Regions from separate parts of the Homo sapiens genome. Here region 2 is linked to region 1. A link is an interaction called in ENCODE POLR2A ChIA-PET data of the cell type or tissue named here. Cell type or tissue: MCF 10A. All regions are shown on one strand. Links, peaks and the distances in the headings refer to the core of each region. The heading gives the core; the rest is flanking DNA. Region 1 overlaps ST8SIA1 (ST8 alpha-N-acetyl-neuraminide alpha-2,8-sialyltransferase 1). Region 2 overlaps ST8SIA1 (ST8 alpha-N-acetyl-neuraminide alpha-2,8-sialyltransferase 1).

Region 1 (5,384 bases), core at 295-5,294:
CAAATTCCTTTCTACACTTGGACCTTTGTAAGAGCAACCAAGATTAAGAAACTAATCAAAGAAAAAAAACTAAAGGTATACCAGGTTCTCCTGCAGGGAAACACCCTGTCATGTCACCACACCTAAGAAGAAAATGTTATATGGAACAGTAACACCTCCTAAGAAAAGCTATCACTCCCGTCAGGCCTACGGGATGAGATGTGACTCAGTGGTAATTGGTGTCATGAATTCTTTTCAATTATTCCCAGGAAGCTAGAATCCTGAGCCATAATCGGTCTTTGTATGAAATTTTACACATTGTCAAGTAATTTAGAAAGATCTACACCATGGCAAGATAGAGCATTCCTTTATTTTTCATTTTGTTCTCAACCATAGACAACCTGCAAATTTTCATTAAAGAAAGGTCTTAATTTTCAATTATTTCTAAATTTGAAAAACAAGACATCTTAAAGTTCCCATCAGCTATTCTTCTGAGCAACTCCATTGCACTACCTCACTTCTAATCGATTGTTTTCCTTTCCCTATGAAGATAACAGATATTTGGACATCCAGTGATGATCCATTTTCCTGCTCTTCTCAGTTACACAGCAATTTGAAGAACAGTGGATATCAATTCATTGTTCAGATCACAATCTTAATTCACTAGAAGTTAATGATTTATTTCACCTTGCTCTTTTACTTTACTGTAATTATTATCCAAATATAATGAAACAAAGACTGTAACATTCTCTGTTACTACTTTATGTTTCCCGAAATCCCAGCTTCAACACCTTTATTTCTTTTCACTGTCCTGTAAAATTGATTTCACCCTTTTTTTAGTGGTGTTTTAGTTTTTGTTTTGCTTCATGGGTTCCTGGCATTACCCAAATGCCAAGGCAATGCTAAAGTCCGTAAACACTTTGAGAGAAAATAACAGTAATAATATTATCATATGTTTTTATGGTGCATTCATTACAAAGCACTTTTAAACCCATTATCTCATTTTAACTTTGTTACTCATAATAATGATACTGAAATATAAAGACCAGGTATTATTTGTCCCAATGTGCAAATTATAAAATTCATGCTGAGAATGGTTCCATGACTTGTCTGGGATCATAAGCGTCATCATAGAAAGGCCAGGCTTAGGATCCAGATTTTTAGACTGCATACCCTAAACAGTACTCTAGTGTTAGCATTAGGCCAAGAATGGCAGGGCCAATTACCTTAATTATTCAATAGTAGTGGAACCATGTTCTAGATTCCTATAACAAAGAAGCAATGCAAGGTTTCCCCTTTATAAAACTCAAAATAATGTAAATGCTCTTATTTCTCCTTTCAACAGGGGATACCGGGGAGCTCAAAGCCAAAAAGAGACTAGAGTATTGTATGGGAAACTATGGTGTTGTATAGGATTCCATATCCTGTATAGCTACACTCTACTTTTTCTCCCAAAAAGCTGCAAAAGAAATTTCTTGGCCAGGTGTAGTGGTTCATGCCTGCAATTTCAGCATTTTAGGAGGCCAAGATGGGTGGATTAGTTGAGCCCAGCATTCCTAGACCAGCCTGGTCAACATAACAAAACCTTGTCTCTACAAAAAAAAAAAAAAAAATACAATAAAAAAAATACAAAGATTAGCCGGGTGTGGTAGCACACGCCTATAATCCCAGCTACTTGGGAGGTGGAGGTGGGAGGATCACTTGAGCCCAGAAGGTGGAGGCTTGCAGTGAGCCATGATCGTGCCACTGCATTTTTAGTTTATCAAACAGAGCAAGACCCTGTCTCAAAATAAAATAAAATAAAAATAAATTTAAAAAATGAAATTTCTCCATTTCTTATAAAGGTATTCTTAGAAGTGAAAAACCTTAAAACAGTTTCAAGGTGACTGAGTGATAAGAATGAACTAATCCACTAGAATCCATGTCTTCTAAGGAAATAAACCATAGAGTAAACACTAATACCTTTGAAATCAGACAGGCCAGGTTTCACATCCCAGCCCTTCCACCTACCAGCTCTGGGACCCTCAATAAGGTATTTAACCCCTCTCAGTCTTAGCTTCATCCATGAAATGGAGGCAATAATAACAGCCACACAGAGTCGCTGTAAGGGCTGAGCGAGATAACATGTGAAGAAACTGAGGCAGCCCGTATAGTTGACAAACGCAAGGCATTTGCCTAAAGCTGGAAAACTGAACTTCCCAGGCTTTCTTGCAGTTAGACATGCCCATGTGACTCATTCCTGATTAATGATACATGAGCAGGAATCTGTCCAGCTTTCCTCTTCTGTTTACTCCTTCTTTTTGCTGGGATCCTGAACCGAAACTGCGAAGTTCCTTGGCCATCAGCTAAGGAGGTTTGAGTAGGAAGACAGGGGTCTGGGAGCTTGATGGCACACTATGTAGCCATCACTGAGCCCTAAACTACCTACCCTCTAATTCTTTATTGCTTGAGATAAATAAGCAATTATTTGGTTCTGCCCCCCATCAGGTTTCTGTTATAAAGCAGCCAGATGGAAGCCTAACAATAGAACCTAACAAAAGTCCAGCAAAGATCCATCCCCACCAGACATTAGACCCCTTAGTTTCCTTCCAGCCAAAAAGATATATGTCACGGGAAATGATTACAATAATATGAATAAGTGGAAAAAACTACCAAATTCTGTAGATTATGTAGTATAGTCCAAATTTTATTAAAAGAAAAAAAAATTGCTGTGAAACTCAGGGATATCCGGGAGCTCAGAGAATTCTATTAAGCACACTACTGTGAAGGAAAAAAAATGTGTATTTTCATTTTAACAAGGCTATTTTGACAAACTACTCCAAAATATCCTGCTGGGTTTCCCACAGGCCAAGAACGCTGCAGGTCCAGGCTCAGTGGAACATGACAGGAGCCTACAGCCAACCTAGGAAGCTGGAAATGAGTGTCTATGTGGGGTGCATTAAGGATGTTTTGTGATGCTTTACATATGGCCCTGGGTGAACGTGCTGAGGAGAAATGTAATTTATATCACAATGTAAGAGAATGGACAGCCAACCGTGTTTTTATAATACCAAAAGGAAATATTTTTCAGATTGTATCAGCACAGTTGTGGTTTCTAACATTCCTGCTACTGCCTCACTCATTTCCATGGAAATTTGTGTCCTTCCTTGGCAAGATATCTTAGGTCAAAATAGGGTTCATTCAATAATTCCTGTAAACACTGGACCATGCAGGCTTAAAAGGGGCAGTTCCTGGCTAAGCAGGAAAGAGCTGGTCCCAACCCAGGGGATTGGGAGCAGCTATTCTCAAAGTGGGAAGGCTGATACCATCACACCGTCCTCCCCAAATACAAACACGCACACATACATCGCATGTTTTAAAAATCCTGTGTGAAGGTTAAAAATTCTGCCCTTCATGCCTAATAATATTCAACAAATATTTCACCAAAATACATTTATAGAGCCCTTTGGAAACAGCTACCTCTGAATTTCCTGCTTGGTTTCCTATAGTTCAAGCAAGGGTACTGCAGGGGTCCAGCCCAAGTGAGACACAGACAGGAACGCCCTTGACAGACATGAGTGGTTGGGAATGACTATTTATACTGAGTGGGAAGCACTGCAGTGGGCACAAAAGGGAAAACCCTCTTGTTCTCAAGAGCTCACAAGATGGTACTGAGATAGCAGATAAGGACTTTTAGAACACAGAACACTGTCATATGGAGATATGAAGTTATGTACACCGCATTATGTGGCAGAATTGAATAAATTTGAACAGAAAGTTACAGAAAGTTGTGGAAGGTTCAAATAGCATAGAACTAACTAACTAAAAGGAGTTTGATGTGGCATCTCAATTCACAGACATTTCAATAGTTACCTCCTGAGGATACACTGCCCCAGCCATTATAGGACCTGTTGCCATTCCCTAATGTACCAGAGCATCTCCCTTCTTACACTGCATCTTTGTACCAACGACAAAAAAACAAAAGTAGGCAAACGAATAACATTGATAATGATGGCTAACATATACGGAGTATTTAAGGGGCAAGTGTAAAGGTACAGACATGGAATCGAAGTTAGAAATGAGTGACTTAGCATTATTTCACTGAAACTCTGGGAAAGGAGTGAAGCTTTGTTCATGCTGAAAACGCTGAGCCTGGCCCACTCACCTGCATTTCTACCTCACCTGCACACGCTATTTTCTTCCCACTGGGAACATAAATGAAGCGTATCAATTAACTGGCAACCCTTTTTGGCTGATAACAAACTAGAAACATTTTGCTAAGAAATAATAATGGATGAGAGCAGAGGGAAAATACCATTTTTTCCAGTGATGCAAACTGGTTTACCAAGATTTCTATGAATTAATTAGTCATTTCAGATTCTTAGCAGGAAAATACATACATATGCAATTAAAAAAAATCTACTCATTGAATTGGTTCTGCCTTTTGCAATGGCTGTGCCCATACACAATGATGTCATGACTTCTGATTCCCAAGAAAAAAGTATTCTTCCTTTATTATTCAAGGATGTTTCCTTGGTCTTGCAACTGGCACAAAGAGGCACAGAATTCATTTGCACAGACTTTACAAAGTAAATGTTTCTTATAACCCTATTGCTGCAACCGATAGATAATATAGGAGGCTAGTTTATATTTCTTTAATCATCCTTTTAAATCTATTTTCTAATACAAAGTTAGAATTCATTTGGTAAAACTAAAAGTCCTCATCTATAAAAAAAAGCTACTTTGGATTTCATTTAAAATGTTTCTATGTGAGGAGCTGTTAAAGGAGATTGCTTCCTTATCTCTTCCTCATGCCACAACTAGTTTGTAGCAGTTTTCATACATAGAATATCCTGTGGATTGGCTTGCTTAACCTCTGTACCACTCTCTTTCCAGCTTCCTGCTGAAGCATGACAGTTAAAAACTGCCTTTCCTGGACTTCTTCGCAACTAGTGTTCTGGATGCAAATCATTTCTCCATTAGAAGCATTTGAGGAAGATTTGAAATGAGGAGGAGAATTGGAACTCATATTCTTTCCCCTATTTCTAACAGAAGCAGTTGTGGCCACACTAACAGCAATGCCAAGTTGGGGCTTCCCAGTCCCTAGACCACAGTTACAGTAGTAGGTTCTTGTACTCAGTAATTCTAGGAACCACCCTTTGGCTCCCATTTCTCCATTCTTCCAATGATTTTTTTAAATGCCAAATTCCCTATATGAAATATCTTTCTGCTAAAAGTACCTAAAGAGATTTCTGTACCTTGCCTAAACCCTCACCAATACAATTCTGCTTTTCATGCCTCAGCCTCAAGATACTAAGTATGAATCAGCACATTAATACCAAACATATAATGCTTTGTATTTATAAAGTACATTTATTATGTTTTACAGTCGGGCGCGGTGGCTCACGCCTGTAATCCCAGCACTT
Region 2 (5,384 bases), core at 322-5,321, 52 kb before region 1:
GGACATTGCATGTGTGCAGAGCTACTGGTGAGTGTGGTCCCTGGAGAGTGACAAGTGATACTGGCATCTGAAGAAAGTAGGAGACAGTGGTGGGGATGATGACCCGAGATTCCATTTAAAAATTAGTGGGGGCTGGGCAAGGTGGCTCATGCCTGTAATCCTGGCACTTTGGGAGGCCAAGGCGGGTGGATCATGAGGTCAGGAGTTCAAGACCAGCCTGGCCAACATGGTGAAACCCCGTCTCATCTAAAAATACAAAAATTAGCTGGGCATGGTGGTGGGCATTTGTAATCCCAGCTACTCAGGAGGATGAGGCAGGAGAATCACTTGAAGCCGGGAGGCGGAGGTCGCAGTAAGCTGAGATCGCACCACTGCACTCCAGCCTGGGTGACAGAGCAAGACTCCATCTCCAAAAAAAAAAAAAAAAAAAGTAATGGGGAGCCAGTGAAGAATATTGACTCTGGATTTTAAAGACAAATCTATACTGTAAAAAAACAGGGGAGGGGTGTTGAAGGAAGATCTTAGGACACTATTTTCAGCAAGGGATTAGAACAGCCTGAACAAAGACAATGGCAGTGGAAATACTGAGACAGCAACAGAGTTCATGGATAATGTAAAAGTGATATTAACAGTGTTTGTAGATTAATAGATAGGGATGATGACAATGAGGATGTACAAGAATGACTTCAATGGCTGAGCATGGTGGCTCATGCCTGTAATCCCAAAACTTTGGGAGGCTGAGGTGGGAGGATCACTCCAGGCCAGGGATTTGAGACCAGCCTGGGCAACATAGGGAGAACTTGTCTCTACAAAAATCAAAAAATTCACTGGGCATGGTGGCATGCACCTGTAGTCCCAGCTACTTGAGAGGCCAAAGTGGGAGGATTGCTTGAGCCCAGGCGGTCGAGTCTGCAGTCAGCTGTGATGGCACCACTGCACTCCAGCCTGAGTAACAGAGCAAGACCGGGTTTCAAAAAAAAAAAAAAAAAAAAAAGAATAACTTCAAGGTTATCCACCATGATGGCTTGAAAGATGGTGCCAATAACTGTGATGATAACTACAGGATCAAGGATGGTTTGATGGGAGAAAAATTATTCACTTTAAGGACATATGAAACATGAGGTACCTGGGGATTTCTAAGTGGAGTTGGCCAGTAGACACATAGCTGTCTGAAGCACAGAAGAGATTCAAGGCCTGGGACAGGTCTGAACTAGTGGTAGTTCAACACTTGGGAACACCAACATTAAGGTAGCAGATGAAAGGAAAACCAACAAAGGAAGATAACAAGAAACAGTAAAGAGAGCTGTGTTGGGACATAGGGTGGAAAGAATATCAAGAATGCAGAAACATGTGTTAAGTGCAGCAGAGATCAAGTAATGTAAGTACCGGTAACCACTAGTTTCATTCGTCCAGGACTTTAAATCTCTGTTTCAAAATATTTATTTAACAATTGTTCAAACAAATAGTGTCAAGCTCTTACAAAATAATGCTCTTACACAAAAATCAGAAAACCTTTCCATCTAAAGGTTATGAAATCTTTGCCTTCTGGGGTTTTAGTGATATCAGGCACATGTTATGATCTAGCATATATTTGAGGAATGAAATCTCTTTTTTTCACAGAATTTGTTGCCATGACATGTAAACCATGAAAAAGGCAACCTTCTAAGAGCCTCTAGTCTTAGAGCACAGCTATAGACTCTGAATCCTGCCCTCTCTGGGGCTCTGTAATACAAAAGAGTAGAGTCTGTTTCCCATTAGTTCTCCAAAAGCCATCATTAATCTTGTGGTAGCAAGGTCAGCCCTAGGAATAACTAGCTGTATAAATGGAATGATGTAAAGAACATGAAGGATTCCTTTCCAATCCCCCGTCTAAAATCCCCTGCCCAGCCCTCACTCCCAAGACAGTCAAAGTGTCTGCAGTTTCTCCAGTTAAAGAATTATTCTATTTCTTTAAAGCATTTAGTTTCCTCAGGGTGGCTCCAGTTAAAATGTAAAACCACAGAGAGAAGTAAAACATTACCCCTTATAAACTACTAACATTTCAACAAAGATATGTTTATCAAATGACTCACTATCATCTTGAATAGAGTAGAGACTAGACATTGAGTTGAGAAGATCTGAATCACAGGGCATTGCTGGGGGACGGGGCTCTTGGAACCAAGGAACACCACATCACTGGGAATGGGAGCAAGGATACCACAATTGGGGAGGGGGTAATGGAAAGCAGCAGTCCCCAGGCTGTTGTTTCTAACCCACATTTATCTTTAATAAACATTAAGATCTCTTGGGCCACTGCCTCTGCCAATTCTGATGCACTTCCCAGGGAAAGTGAGGCCTCTTCTAAGAATCACATCTCTGCATATCCCAAAAAACTAGAAATATGTTGGTGAGCTTGATGTTTTGTAAGTTGAGTTGTGAAAATAAGTGAGCATGAGTATTTAAATATATAATTATATACTTTATAGATATAATTATACTTAATTATATATAAATATATAATAGACATAATAATACATATATAATATTATATATTTAAATACTTGTATTTGGAAAATTTAATGAATTTCCAAATGAATTAAATGAACAATGTTGCACGTGATTTTCCAAAGACCCATGTCCTGCTGGAAATGCTGACTTGACATTCCAACTGTTCCACGATCACCACCCTATCACTAACACCTTCACTCCAAAACAGGTAAGAGACTAATAATTTTATCAAATTAATTAGAATAAGCTTTTTTTTTTCTGAGCTGTGAAGAGTACCACAGGATACAATTGTAAGATGAAATGATAATTTAAAGTAGAAAAACCAGCCCATGTGGGAAGAAAATGCCTGGCTAGAATAAAGAAGCATAAGAGTTTGGGATGGCCAAGGATAAACTAATTCTTCTACTTTGTGCTAATGCAATAAGATTTTTATTTTTATTTTTGTTTATTATTTTTTTTTTGAGATGGAGTCTTGCTCTGTCACCCAGGCTAGAGTGCAGTGGTGCGATCTTGGCTCACTGCAAGCTCCGCCTCCCGGGTTCACGCCATTCTCCTGCCTCAGCCCCCCGAGTAGCTGGGACTACAGGCACCCACCACCACGCCCGGCTAATTTTTTGTATTTTTAGTAGAGACGGGGTTTCACCGTGTTAGCCAGGATGGTCTCGATCTCCTGACCTCATGATCCGCCTGCCTCAGCCTCCCAAAGAATTGCTTTATTCTTAGACTGGGTTGTTGTGGTTTTACAAATGTCAAAGTTTAAAAGACAAGAATAAGAATCTCTTACATGTGTGTTGACTAAGTTTAAAGTGCTGAGAAATGCTGCCACTTGAATTTAGCTACTGCTATGGAAAAGAATGGTTGCTAGGGTTATTCTCATAGGAACCACAAGGAGACAGGAGACCCACAGGACACCAGCAGGAAGGAACAAATCTCTTTCCCCTTTCAGCCTCCCATAGTGTCCCTCTAGTGCCCCCAGTCAGAAACTAGCTGGCAAGGGGGAAACGTGATTTGTAAAATCATGGTTTCAGCAACACAAACCAGGGTATATGAAAGTGGTTTTGCAGCTGAGAGGCAATAAGTTACTAAACAGCACAGTGGTGAGGCTGGAAGCATAAAAACTTATTGGGAGATGACTGCAATTATTCGGGAGACACATGGACCAAGGTCATGACAGTGGAGGAGGTGAATAATGGTCATAAAATACGAAAGTAGAGCCACCGTAATTTAGCAGTGGATTTAATAAAATAAGCCAAGGGGGACTCCAATTCAAGGTTTTTGAGCTGAGCAAATGAAAAATGGAGTTTCCATTTCTTTGAGATGGGGAAAATGACAGAATACACAGGTTTGCAGAAAAGGGGGAATTAGGAGTTCTGTACTGGTTATTTTAAGTTTGATATTCATATTACATATCCAAATAGATTAGCCAAGCTGGGAGTTAGGTATATGAGTCTGGAGATAAAAGAATAGGTCTCAGAGTACAAATTTAAGAGTCATCAGAGGATATACATATAGTATTTAAGCCCTGAGACTGGATAAAATCCTGTAGAAAGTGAATAAAATAGGCCGGACATGGTGGCGCATGCCTGTAATCCCAGCTACTCAGGAGGCTGAGGCAGGAGAATGGTTTGAACCCGGGAGGCGGAGGTTGCAGTGAGCCAAGATCTCGCCACTGCACTCCAGCCAGGTGACAGAGACTCTGCCTCAAAAAAATAAAAATAAAAATAAATAAAAAATAAAATGGCAAGAGAATCTAAACAGCATTGACTTGGAAACTAAGTGAAGTAAGTGGTTTAAGGAGAGAAAAATCAATGTGTCACATGTTCCCGGTGGGTCAAATAAGAGAACTAACAACTGACTACTGCAATTGGCAAAGCAGAATTAAGGCAATAACTCAAGAAAAATATCCAAAATGAAAGGACATAACCTTGCAGATTGAAAAGGTCCACTGCGTGCCAGCACAATGAATGAAATTAAGCCAATCACTAGGCGTATCACTGTGAAATTTCAAAATATGAGGCGAGGAAGACGACCAGATTAGAATGCAGGGGTAAGTAGACGTACAGGTCATACACAAAAGATCAGGAATCACAATGACATCAGTTTTCTCAGAAGCAACACTGAATCTAGGAAGAAACATTGGAGGAACATCTTCGAAATGCTAAAAGGATTTCCAAAGTAGAAATAAAATCCCAGCAAAAATATCAATCAAGTTTAAGAGTAGAGTACTGTGGTGGTGTATTTTTTTTTTTAACATTTACTGAGCATGCATTCTTTCACCTTTCATGTATTCTGTTACTGTCAGAATCTTTGAAATACAGAGTACAGAATCATAAATCACCCTTTTTTGTCTCCCCAGGAGTTTCACTCAAGTATCTCAAGTCAATAAATCCTCCTTTTCTCTTTTAAATGGTAAACTCATTATTGACCTCTTGGAATTTTCTTGTTTTCTCTTCTCTCGCAGTAAAACACGGGTAAGCTGCGATGCCAACCATAAACCCCTCCACAGTATCTCTCAAACTACTTCTCAAAAAAAAAAGGGTCCAAAGACCTAGGTTCAAGTGCCTAATCTGCCACTTAATAGCTGATTGAAGCAAATCACCTAACTTGTCTGTCACAAAAGTTTTCACTGAAAAATCAGGATAATGCTAATACATGCATTACTTACCTCTCAGCGTATCAGTTCTATGTGCCTCATGGTTGTGCAGTGCTTAGTATTTTCTTTTATGTGCCATGCTTCCTCCAAATATTCCCTGTTTTATTTTCTATCTAATCATTTGTATTTCAGAGGAATTGGCAGATTTTTTTGTTTAAAACAAATTATATTTTATCAAATATAATATATTATTTGGCTGGGTGCAGTGGCTCACGACTTTAATCCCAACACTTTGAGAGGCCAA

The links. ChIA-PET counts read pairs that join two places held together with the same protein. Peaks named below come from ENCODE experiments on the same cell type or tissue, not always from the same donor. Only the 100,000 strongest peaks of a DNase experiment are listed, where the experiment ranks them.
Region 2: POLR2A ChIA-PET joins it to region 1 with 11 read pairs; 2 of 35 experiments call an interaction of 5 or more read pairs at or near these places.

Annotation. Positions count from the first base shown.
Region 1 is chr12:22,280,245-22,285,628 of GRCh38, forward strand. The region is part of intron 2 of ST8SIA1 (ST8 alpha-N-acetyl-neuraminide alpha-2,8-sialyltransferase 1); the gene reads right to left. Among named protein-coding and RNA genes, the nearest start is that of ST8SIA1, 52 kb to the right of the region's middle. RefSeq lists an enhancer at 2,768-2,937. In MCF 10A, for the core only: a CTCF peak has its summit at 3,464; DNase peaks (open chromatin) are centred at 2,237 and 3,057.
Region 2 is chr12:22,228,644-22,234,027 of GRCh38, forward strand. The region is part of intron 4 of ST8SIA1 (ST8 alpha-N-acetyl-neuraminide alpha-2,8-sialyltransferase 1); the gene reads right to left. Among named protein-coding and RNA genes, the nearest start is that of ST8SIA1, 100 kb to the right of the region's middle. In MCF 10A, for the core only: no CTCF peak of the experiment used is centred there; no DNase peak of the experiment used is centred there.